2 separate regions of the Homo sapiens genome follow, and region 1 is linked to region 2. A link is an interaction called in ENCODE POLR2A ChIA-PET data of the cell type or tissue named here. Cell type or tissue: GM12878. All regions are shown on one strand. Each heading gives the region's core, and the rest is flanking DNA. Links, peaks and the distances in the headings are about the cores only.

The links. ChIA-PET counts read pairs that join two places held together with the same protein. Peaks named below come from ENCODE experiments on the same cell type or tissue, not always from the same donor. Only the 100,000 strongest peaks of a DNase experiment are listed, where the experiment ranks them.
Region 1: POLR2A ChIA-PET joins it to region 2 with 11 read pairs; 6 of 35 experiments call an interaction of 5 or more read pairs at or near these places.

The regions. Positions count from the first base shown.
Region 1 is chr14:63,631,322-63,634,125 of GRCh38, forward strand. The region is part of intron 1 of WDR89 (WD repeat domain 89); the gene reads right to left. Among named protein-coding and RNA genes, the nearest start is that of WDR89, 9.1 kb to the right of the region's middle. In GM12878, for the core only: a CTCF peak has its summit at 1,787 (motif pointing right); no DNase peak of the experiment used is centred there.
Region 2 is chr14:63,479,519-63,482,322 of GRCh38, forward strand. The region is part of intron 2 of PPP2R5E (protein phosphatase 2 regulatory subunit B'epsilon); the gene reads right to left. Among named protein-coding and RNA genes, the nearest start is that of PPP2R5E, 62 kb to the right of the region's middle. In GM12878, for the core only: no CTCF peak of the experiment used is centred there; no DNase peak of the experiment used is centred there; H3K27ac peaks cover 1,285 bases.

The DNA.
Region 1 (2,804 bases), core at 137-2,636, 150 kb after region 2:
TTCTTTTTGCTTCTATTCACTGTGAATACTGTATTATAGTTTGACTATTTATTTATTTATTTGCACAGAGTCTTAACTCTGTGGCCCAGGCTGGAGTGCAGTGGTGCAACTGCCACTCACTGCAGGCTCAATCTCCCAGGCTCAAGCAATCGTGCCACCTCAGCCTTCCAAGTAGCTGAAAATACAGGTGCACACAACCACGCCTGGCCAATTAAAAAAAAAAATTTTTTTTTAATTTTTAGTAGAGATGAGGTCTTGCTATGTTGCTCAGGCTGTTCCTGAACTCCTGAGCTCAAGTGATTCTCTTGCCTCAACCTCCCAGTCTCTTGTACCTGGGATTACAAATGTGAGCCACCACACCTGGCCAGAGAAATATTCAGCAAGTTAACATTAGTGAAGCTTGGCACTGACTCGATTTGGAAGCACGGGGGAGGAACAGGTGCAGAAGGAATCCAGGCTGATTCTTGCATTGGATGACCAAGCGGAGTTGAGTCAGAAAGTAAATCCAGGCCAGGTGCGGTGGTTCACGCCTGTAATCCCAGCACTTTGGGAGGCCTAGGCAGGCAGATCACCTGAGGCCAGGAGTTTGAGACCAGCCTGGCCAACCTGGCGAAAACCCGTCTCTACTAAAAACAGAAAAATTAGCCGGGCGTGATGGGACACGCCTGTAATCCCAGCTACTTGGGAGGCTAAGACAGGAGAATTGCTTGAACCTGGGAGGTGAAGGCTGCAGTGAGCCGACAGTGCACCACTGCACTCCAGCCTGAGCAACAGAGGGAGACTCTGCCTCAAAAAAACAAACAAACAAAAAAAAAACTAAAAACAAAAAAAAGTAAATCCAAAAATCAAGAAAATGGGGGGAAAAAAAACAAAGAAATGCCCTTAGTTTTACTCATATAAGCCTGAGGGACTTCTGGGGATGGCCAAGGACAAACATTTGTATACATCAGTCTACAACTCAGAGGGAAAGTACGGGATTCTGTTATCAGACTATAGGAAGTAGCAGCACTTAAAAACTAGGAAAGTAGGCCGGGCGTGATGGCTCCTGCCCCTTATCCCAGCACCTTGGGAGGCTGAGGTGGATGGATCATCTGAGGCCAGGAGTTCAAGACCAGCCTGGCCAACATGGTGAAACCCGTCTCTACTTAAAAAAATACAAAAATTAGCCAGGCATGGTGGCGCAAACCTGTAGTCTCAGCTACTAGGGAGGCTAAGGCACGAGAATCAATTGAACCCGGGAGGTGGAGGTTGCAGTGAGCCGTGATCACACCACTGCACTCCAGCATGGATGATAGAGCAAGACTCCGTCTCAAACAAACAAAAACCCAAACTAGGAAACTGGATGAATTATACAGATGAATTATACAGAATGATAGCAGATGAATTATACAGAATGATGGCAAGCAGCAGGCCAAGCACCCTATAATAGAGAAAAATGAAAAAAGAATGGGAAGAAAACCAGAAAAGTAGCCAAATGACAGCTAATATTAACTGATCATTACCATTCTCGGTTACCATGTCAGCCTCTGCACATGAATTGCTTCAATGAACCCTCCCAATAATCCTAAAAGATAGTCCTTTTATTACAGTGTTTTAGATGAGGAAGCTGAGACAGGTATTGCATGATAGCTGAGAATGGGTATAGAGTCAGACTGCCAGAGCACAAATCCTGGCTTTACTAACTATATGTTTCAGTTTCCTGTAGTTTAAACAGGAGATAGCAATATCAATGCCATAGGGTTTCATAAATTAATTACCATGTTAAATGGTGCCTGGCACAAAAGCAGCACTCATATACCACTAGGTGGGAGTATAGAGAATGTTAAAGAAATGCAATATGTAATGTCAAATGATAACCTGCAGAATAAACTAGTATTTGACAGGATTTCCACCCCTTTTATGTATAAATATGTGTGTAAGTATATATATATATTTATGTATGTATATAGACTAGATGCTTCTAAGGTGAATTCACAATACAAATGTTCCCCTAAAAATGCTACCCTAATTCATCAAGCAGAAAGACACTTTAACATATTAATGATTTTTAAAATTTCCACTGTTAATTGGTAGATGAAATAAGATTAAGCCAGAATGAGGCTTTTCCTGACACTGGATAGTTTATAATCATGTAAACATATCTCTCAGACAATAAAGCAATATTTTATAAATATTTATTGACAGCTACAGACTTTGTTTTGCATTTTGAGGTTGATTCACTATTTAATTTTCCAAATTAGGAGACCATTCAAAAGGACTACGTTGAAATAGAAATCAAAACACATCCCTAAATGTAAATATTTATAGCTTGTATAATATTCATGTAAAGATATAGCAGAACTAGTTCTTTTAACCACTTTGGTGTTATAATGAGGGAAGATCAGAATCTACTAAGTTCTAAACTCATTTCCTCTCTACTGAACACAGTAAAAGACCCTGATATCAGAGAAATAACAAACAAAAGGCATAATTATTGAACTATCCAGAAAAAAACGGATATTAAGAGGATAAAAAGTTCACATGTGCTTTGTAGATCAGATGTGAAGGATAAAAAGAACTGAAAATCATGTACGGTCAGTTGCAACTTCACTAAACATAAGAATTAGACTTAAGCTATCAAACCGTTTTAAAAGTTTCCTTCCTGGCCCTTGGCATTGATTACTACTGCCATCTAGCAGGAGGTCCAAAAATTAAAATTACGAGAACTGTAAAAAATCATCAGGACATAATTCCAATCTCCAAATAGAAAGATGTTTACCATATTAATAATTACTTAAATTTCAGGCCGGGCACAGTGGCTCACA
Region 2 (2,804 bases), core at 76-2,575:
AATGAACTGACTGGTTTGTTTGTCTACACTTAGAACAGACACTGAACAAAACATAACTTAAGTCTTTAGTACAATAAAGGTAAGAAGTGGCTGCCTGTTTAACTCAGTCTATGTAGCACCTAACACCATACTGACAACAAACTAAAATTCTTTTCAACAAATCTTAACTGAAAAGGATGATCTCTGAGAATGGGAGAACCTAAAAAAAAATTCTCACTGAATCCCAGTTAGTGAAATGAAACTGATGGAGAGGGAAGAACTAATATATGCAATAAAAGATTAGGTTAAACCATATGCAAGTGCCAGTTTTATACATCAAGATGGTCAAATATTGGAAATTTCATCTGGTTCAACCTAAAAGAATGCCTTATTTTGTTAACACTCAGACTAACAGTGTTAAGGCACCAAAGGTCGCTACTCAAATTTGAATGCATACATAGTAAAACTTTCCACAAAGAATTTTTGCTTTGTTTTTCCTTTTTGTAATATAAATATTAAAATATACTCAAAAGTAGAAAGGACAGTATAATAAACCTTCACATACTCATCACCCAGGATCAAAAATTACCAACCTTTTACCAATCTTACTCCACAGATAATTTTAAGGAAATTCATTTCCACAGCCTCAATTTTCTTTTTCTTAAGAGTTGGGGTCTCGGCCAGGTGTGGTGGCTCATGCCTGTAATCCCAGCACTTTGGGAGGCCAAGGAGGGTAGATCATGGGAGGCCAGGAGTTCAGGACCAGCCTGGCCAACATGGTGAAACTCTGTCTCTACTAAAAATACAAAAATTAGCCAGGTGTGTTGGTGTGCCTGTAATCCCAGCTACTCGGGAGGCTGAGGTGGGAGAATTGCTTGAATCTGGGAGGCAGAGGCTGCAGTGAACCGAGATCACACCACTGCACTCCAGTCTAGGCAACAGAGCGAGACCCTGTCTCAAAAAAAACAGTTGGGGTCTTACTCTGTTACCCAGGCTGAAGTGCAGTAGAGTGATCATAGTTCAATGCAGCCTCCAACTCCTGGGCTCAAGGAAACCTCCCACCTCAACCTCCCAAGAAGCTGGGACTACAGGCACAAGCCACCATGCCCTGCTATTTTTTCAATTTTTGGTAGACATAGGGACTCACTTTCTTGCACAGGCTGGTCTCGAACTCCTAGTCTCAAGCGATCCTCCTTTCTCAGCCTCTCAAAGTGCCGGGATTACAGGCATGAGCCACTGTGCCTGGCCAGACTCCATTTTTTTATGTATTTCATCCTAAAACCACCAGCCTGAAATCTTGTCTGCAATGACACTGCAAATTCTTCTTTTTCAGCTTCCCTTTCAAAATCTTCCTTCTCTCACATTAAAAGGAGAAACACACCTGCTCACTGATCCCAAACCTTAGCACAGCTCACTTCCCTCCCTGTCACCAAACAAAGGGTCGGTTTGAGTGTTAAGAAAATAGCAACTGGAAAACAAATTCTTTTGCAAATCTAGTAGTTTATCTGCTTTCAACAATACTGAAGGAGGATCTAACCAATTGTCATCAAAAATAATTTTTGGTGGTAGATTGATTTTTGACACATAACTCAGAAACAGTTCAAGGGACTGAGTGATGCTGCAATAACAGAACACTTCCCATTCCTATCTCTTATTTATATAATTAGGATTTGTCAGTGCTCTATCACAATAAAAAAGAAAAGTATGAAATAGAATTGGCCGGGTGTGGTGGCTCACACCTGTAATCCCAACACTTTGGGAGGCCGAGGCGGGTGAATCACCTGAGGTCAGGAGTTCGAGACCAGCTGGCCAACATGCTGAAACTCCGTCTCTACTTAAAATTTAAAAATTAGCTGGGCGTGGTAGCGTGCACCTGTAATCCCAGCTACTAGGGAGGGTGAGGCAGGGGAATTGCTTGAATCCAGGGGGCGGAGGTTGCAGTGAGCCGAGATCGCACCACTGCACTCCAGCCTGGGCGATAGAGCAAGACTCCATCTCAAAAAAAAAAAAAAAAAAAAAAAATTGATGCTAAATCCCCATTCTGGCAATAATCAATATTCACCCATGTATGAAGAGCTCATTTATTTAATTTAAAAAAAGCCACAGTCCTATGCATTTCATTGAGATACATTTCCAATAACTATTTAATAGTTTTAACAATCATTTATCAAAATGTAATACCTTTATATTAGTTTGAATTATGTGATAATGGCAATGACAAATTCTGTTTACTTCTGAATTGAATTAACACAGCCTCATGGTCACAAGACATTTTAACTTTCTTTATTTTAAAATGATATATTTTTAAAGTATGAGAAGTATGAGAGGGTTATCGGTTAATAAGACTTTCGAGTCTAAAAATATTTTTTATTCTGACAAAATTCTGGAGTGAGTACAATGGAAATACAACTTCAACAAACAGTTAAAGAATTCATTCAATTTTTTAGAAGATGATGGTAGGAAACAAATTGCTGTCCACCAGTACCTTTAAATACATATATAAAAGTAATGCAACAGTTTAATTATTAAATGTCAACATTTTAAAATATCCTAGAAATTACACGTTATGCAACTATGTAAACATGTAGGAAAAAAACTTTTCAGAATCAATACAAAAAATACATTGTTTTACAAAATTCTTTCAAGCCTATATGAGCAAAAATGTTTGAAAACTGTTGGCATGGAGGCCGAGCACAGTGACTCATGTCTGTAATCCCAGCACTTTGAGAGGCTGAGGTGGGCAGATCACCTGAGGTCAGGAGTTCGAGCCTGGCCAACATGGTGAAACCCCGTCTCTACTAAAAATACAAAATTAGCCGGGCATG